Regions from separate parts of the Mus musculus genome. Here region 1 is linked to region 2. The links are chromatin loops, found by intact Hi-C in ENCODE. Cell type or tissue: heart. All regions are shown on one strand. Links, peaks and the distances in the headings refer to the core of each region. The heading gives the core; the rest is flanking DNA.

What was found. Peaks named below come from ENCODE experiments on the same cell type or tissue, not always from the same donor. Only the 100,000 strongest peaks of a DNase experiment are listed, where the experiment ranks them.
Region 1: a loop joins it to region 2, with 8 times the contacts of the local background. A loop is called at or near these places in 11 of 42 quality-filtered maps.

What each region holds. Positions count from the first base shown.
Region 1 is chr17:46,856,095-46,858,991 of GRCm38, forward strand. It overlaps a transcript of Bicral not described here. Among named protein-coding and RNA genes, the nearest start is that of Bicral, 26 kb to the left of the region's middle. In heart, for the core only: no CTCF peak of the experiment used is centred there; DNase peaks (open chromatin) are centred at 727, 1,687, 1,837 and 2,357; H3K4me3 peaks cover 2,500 bases; H3K27ac peaks cover 2,500 bases.
Region 2 is chr17:46,781,742-46,784,638 of GRCm38, forward strand. Rpl7l1 (ribosomal protein L7-like 1) reads right to left here and starts at 915. Exons shown (of 7, transcript NM_025433.3): 1 at 878-915; 2 at 42-150. The coding sequence starts at 891. In heart, for the core only: a CTCF peak has its summit at 1,451 (motif pointing right); DNase peaks (open chromatin) are centred at 920 and 1,440; H3K4me3 peaks cover 1,502 bases; H3K27ac peaks cover 1,613 bases.

The DNA.
Region 1 (2,897 bases), core at 157-2,656, 74 kb after region 2:
TCTTCAAAATGAGTTCCAGGACAGCCAGAGCAATACAGAGAAACCCTGCCTGGACTGGACTCCCCCCATCCCCCCCCCCCAAAAAAAACCAGACAAAATGAAAAAGTACACTCTGAAGCTTAACTGAGTTTCTTCGATCAGAGATTTAATTAAGATAGTCTATGAAGTCCATTGAAGGCCCAAACTAGAAGTCACTTGCAACCGTCTCGTCCCTGCATTCTGGGGACCAGATCCAGGTCTGTTTGACAAAACAACCAACTAACTACAACCGGTTTAAATGAATTACAGTTGGGCCGGGCACGTTCCGGGAAGGCAGAACGACCCTGTCCTTAGCGTTGTCAGCTGGGGCTCTAACCCCCAAGAATCAGGAAAACCAAGCAAGGGGGTCCCCAAAGTCTTGCCCTCGGCCGAGCCTGAAAGACTATGCCGTCCATCCCGAGATCAAAGAGGAAAACACGGGGGGGATGAGCGGAGGCAGGGAGGGACGCCATCAACCAAGGAACCCGACCACATCCCACTATTTTCGGCCCGAGACAAGCGACCGAAAGCAAACCGTCACCACCTCAGCCCCTTCAAGCCCCAACGCGGCGAGCCAGCCTTTTGGGTCTGGGGGTCTCCGCGGCCTCGGCTCCATCCTCGGGAGCCGGCGGCCCGCTCCTGGCTCCCGGACTCCGGGAGCCGCCCGGGCCGCGAGGGAAGATGGCGGCCGCCGAGCAACTGCGCCACCAGCCCTGGCTACAGGCCAGGCCGAGCGCCATCTTAGCGTCCTCCGGCCCGCCGCCCCCACCCCCAGAAGCCGCTTTCGGGGTGACTTGGGAAGCCCTCTGGGCCGGGATAAAAAAAGCAAAAAAACAAACAAAAAAAAAAAACCCTAAAAAACAAAACCAAAAAAAAAAAATCAAAATTAAAAAAAAAATCAAGACACAATAAAAGGATCACCAAGGCACAAAAAGCGCTCCCCGCCAGCCACCGCCCTCCGTCCCGCCGCCTGGCAGGGGCCTTGCGGGTGGCCTCCGCACCGGCGAGCCGAGCCTGCAGCGGGGACGCTCGCTCGTCCCCGGCCTGGGCCGCGGATCCTCGGCAAGGCCTCGCGTCTGGCCCGGCAACGGCTACGACAGGCCCGGCCTGCTCCGCGGCCCAGGCCGGGGATGAGGCCTAGGGAGCCGGCGGGCCTCGCGGTGCCCAGGCCCCAGCCGCGGCCTCTCCCCGGACGCGCGGGTGCGGCGGCGGGCAAGAGGAAACCGCCGGGGTGAAAACGTTAAGCGAGTACCCGGGCCTTCCCTCCCGTCTCCTCCGCCGACGCGGGCTCCATTTTCCCCCCTTCCGAGAAGCACGGAAAGGCGGACTCCCCACCCGGGAGCCTCGGAGGCAGCGAGCGGTAGAGAAGGGACCGAGGGGTCTGTGCGGATCGAGCGGCGAGGGGAGGAGATTTGGAGAAGCTGAGTTTTCTCGCCCGGCCGCCGTCACTCCAGGCCCTCCCTCGCCCCCTGCTCGCCGCCCCGCCGCGCCGCCGTCCTCCCCTCGCCGAGCCCCGCTCCCTCCTCCGCGGCTCCCCGGGCGGCTCCGGGGGGCGGAATACACACACACACTCGGCGCGCACACACACATACACACACACACTCGGCGCACACAACTAATTTGAAAGCGGCTCAATCAATGAGTCATTAAAAGGCTCCCCTCCCCTCCATCCCCTCCCCAGCGCCAGCCGCCACGCTGCCACCTCCCCTCCTTTTTTATCCCACCCCCCCTTCCCGGGCTCTCCCACTCCCCGCTCCAGAAATTTGCATCCGCGGATGGAGGAGGGGGGGGGAGGAAGAAGAAGAAGGAAGGGGGGGAAAATAGGCAGGCGCCAGGCCCCCCACGCGGCCGCGGCGCCCCCCGGCCCCGGCCCGCCCGCGCCCCCGCCCGAGACACTGAACTTGGTCTTCCCAGGGCCCTGGCGGCGCCGGGAGAGGCATCCACACTCGATTCCCCTTTTCTCCGTGTCCATTAAACATCCACCCACCACCACCATCACCCACCCACAAACCCACCCCCCCCCCAAAAAAAAAAAAAAAAAAAACACAGCCTTAGCCAATAGCTCTCTGGGCTGAAACCTAATATCCTGGTTTTGGCAACTCGGTGTTTAATTTGCTCCTCTTTCTTTTCTGTCTGGCTGGAGATCTATCTCCAGCTCTCCTCCTCTCCTCTCCTCTCCCCCCACCCCCTTCTCCTTCCCTCGCTTCTCCCCTCCCCGAAGGAAAAAAGAGGCAGAGGAAGGAGGTTGTGTGTGTGTGTGTTTTTTTTCTCTCTCCTTGAAATTTTTATCACAAAATTATAATACACTCAAAGGGAAACTCACCGTCATGAAAAAGCAGTGCCTTGTCAACGGGGTTTCTGCGCCATCGCACCAGGGGCGGCGGCGGCGGCGGCGGCGGGCGCGGGGCGCGGGGCGCGGGCGCGGGAGCTCCAGGCCGAGCGGCGCCGGCCACACGCGCTCCGCTCTCTCTCTCGCTCACCCCCGCGCCGGGCGGCGGGCGCCCGCTCCCCGCGCCCGCCCGGCCTTCATGCTCTGCGCCCGGGCAAACGGCTCGCCTGCTCGTCTACCTCAAACTTCGGTCTTGCCTAGTTTAAAAAAAAAAAAAAAAAGATTAGGATTTTTTTAATTAAAAATTAAAAAAAATTTTTTTTCAAAAGAAAACCAAGCTCATAGACTGTTGATTTCTGTTTCTTTTGAGAGAAAAAAAATGTGTGTGTGTTGGGGGAAACTTTGAAATGTATTGGGGTCGATTCAAGAAACAGGTTTGTATCCCGCCTCCCCCTCCCCCCACCCCCATCTACAAGATGTGTGCTGATTCTCCTTAGGGGCCCTGTACACACACACACACACACACACACACACACACACACACGTTTTA
Region 2 (2,897 bases), core at 208-2,707:
CCGTCCACTACAAATCCTAACCCCCCCCCTCTCAGAATTACCTCTCTCTTTGCCAAAAGTGCCTGCTTTGCCTGAGTGGCTTTGAGGGCTTGATAAGCCTTCCTCTTTTTCAGAAGATTTTCTGGAACCAAAGGAATTTTTTTTCTTTCCCTGATAAAGGAACAAATTTGACATTAATGAAAATTGCCAAACCAACATTTGGTGGCTTTCCAAACCAATTCGAGATCCTGGTCTTCCCGGGACCTAAAGTTTCTGATGAGTCTTCGCCGTGCTCCTGTAATGCTCACTCGTCCCGAGAGCCTTTAAAAATCAGGAAAAACCTTTGCTCTCTGGGTTCGTTTTGGTCCGTGGAGCTTTAACAACTGTAGGCTATGACCTGTCACTAGCGGCAAGGAAATTCTAGTAAAATCCAGAAAGGGGCTATCACAGATCCATCAAGAAGAGTAATGATTAAGTCGAGCTAGGATGAGGTGGGGGGGGGGGGCACATGAAAGCAGGAGGGGGAATTGGGGGGAAAGAGCTTGGTGGAAGACGCAGGGGAATAAGAGATGATGGGGAGGTGATACGATCAAAATACACTGTACGTGTGTACCAAACTGTGAAAGACATGACAGCCAAGCTGAGCGAACTCAACTCTGGCGCTACGCAGCCACTCGCCCCTCCGAACCTCAGTTCCTCTTCTCGCTGCTTCCAAAGTCGTCCCGATCCCTGGTCGCGGAGCCCTACAGCATCTCAGCCCCCACCTTGACTTCATACTATGGAGCCTTTTTCTTTTCTCTCCACAGCCCACAGCTTCCTTTTGTATCACCAGAGTACAAACAGAAAGGATGGCATCGGATCCTCAAAGCCCCATAGAGAGATCCGAAGACACACTCACCCTTCCTCCGCCATCTTTCCGGTGCTTCAGCTACTGCGCTTGCGCAGCCTCACCGGGCGGGGTAGAGAGGCCCGCCTCGACGTCTCTTGTATCATAGAGACGGACTCTCGCTCCCGCAGGAGGACTCAGGCAGCCTGAGATTCCTTAGCGAATGTGAGCGTCTGGGAAAAGGTCTTGCTAGCCAGGATTCCGGCAAAAAACCCTCCAGTTTTCTTCCCATCCCTTCTAAGGTCTCTAGAGTCTGACACCCGTCTGGATCCAACCCTTTTCAGTTAGGCTGTAGGGTCTCGAACTCGGCCGCTTGTGAACAATTTAAAGGCTTTCCACAATGCATCTGCAGCTTCCGCTACGGCACGGGCTCTACAGAAGTTGGCCGCCTTGCTTAGGTGAGGTTTTTATTCCCGGAGACTTGAAGGACCGACGTGGCACTCACATTTGGTGGGCGGTTATTTGTGGAGGATTTGCGGAAATAAAAATGTGTCACCTACTCTGTGAGCCTTTGAATTCCTCACCTTTCTGCATCTCGGCTTCCTCATCCGTACAATGAATATCTACGGGTTCCCAGTGGCCGCCAGGGGGCTCCTTAAGATTTACAAAGCCTTAGCACAAGTTGGGTAAACAGTGGAGCCAGAAACTAGAAATGCTCCATTTCCATCTCAGAGCCTTCACTTGTTTAAGTTTCTCAGAATTTACTCCCATTGCCACATACTAGCACAGTGCTGTTTTATGCTAGCACAGTGCTGTTTTATGCTCTAGCCTAGGACAACGCCACTATATAACACTAGAAAGGGTCGCCACCCACAGCCTTTATCCTACACCTTTGGCTTATGGGCAGGAGACTTTTCTTATTTTCTGTGTCTCTTCTGCACCTCACTACACCACTTCACTACAGTGGGACTCTGCAAGGAATTGTTGAGTACCCAAGGACTGATACATGATGTTGGAACACACTAAAAAACTAGTCCACTCAACACGCTAATGTCATTACCAGATGAATGTCAAAGGAGATTAAGGGCACGACCTCTTCCGGCCTCCTGCACCAGGCATACCAGGTATTCTAAACTATTCCATGGATTGCGCTAGAACCATGCTTGTTTTTAAGTTTCCTCAAAAATCTCTGTCCGGGGCTGGTGAGATGGCTCAGTGGGTAAAAGCACCCGACTGTTCTTCCGAAGGTCCAGAGTTCAAATCCCAGCAACCACATGGTGGCTCACAACCATCTGTAACAAGATCTGACGCCCTCTTCTGGAGTGTCTGAAGACAGCTACAGTGTACTTACATATAATAATAATAATAATAATAATAATAATAATAATAATAATAATAATAATAAAATATATATATATGTCCCATATTGGGTGAGCCACTTGTCTATGTGACAGAGAAAGAAGAGCAAAATAAAAAATAAAAACAATAGTCCTAGTGGGGACTGTCGCTGCTCATCTCATAATATTTGCTTGTTTTTAAAGATTTATTTATTTATTTATTTATTTTACTTATATGAAAACGCTGTAGCTGTCTTCAGACACACCAGAAGAGGGCCTCAGATCTCTTTACAGATGGTTATGAGCTACCATGTGGTTGGTAGGAATTGAACTCAGGACCTCTGGAAGAGCAGTCAGTGCTCTTAACTGCTGAGCCATCTCACCAGTCCTCATTTTTTTGGTTTTTGGAGACAGGGTTTCTCTGTGTAGCCTTCGCTATCCTGGAACTCACTCTGCACACAGTCTGGCCTCAAACTCAAAGGTCCTCCAACCTCTGCCTCCTGAACACTGAGATTAAAGGTGTTAACCACCACTGCCTGGCTCACCTCTTATTCTTTTGATTTTAATTTAATGCTCTAAAATTTTTGTTAAAGTATAAATGTCATCTTAAAAGTTGGAAGAGCCGGGCGTGGTGGCGCACGCCTTTAATTCCAGCACTTGGGAGGCAGAGGCAGGCGGATTTCTGAGGTCGAGGCCAGCCTGGTCTACAGAGTGAGTTCCAGGACAGCCAGGGCTATACAGAGAAACCCTGTGTC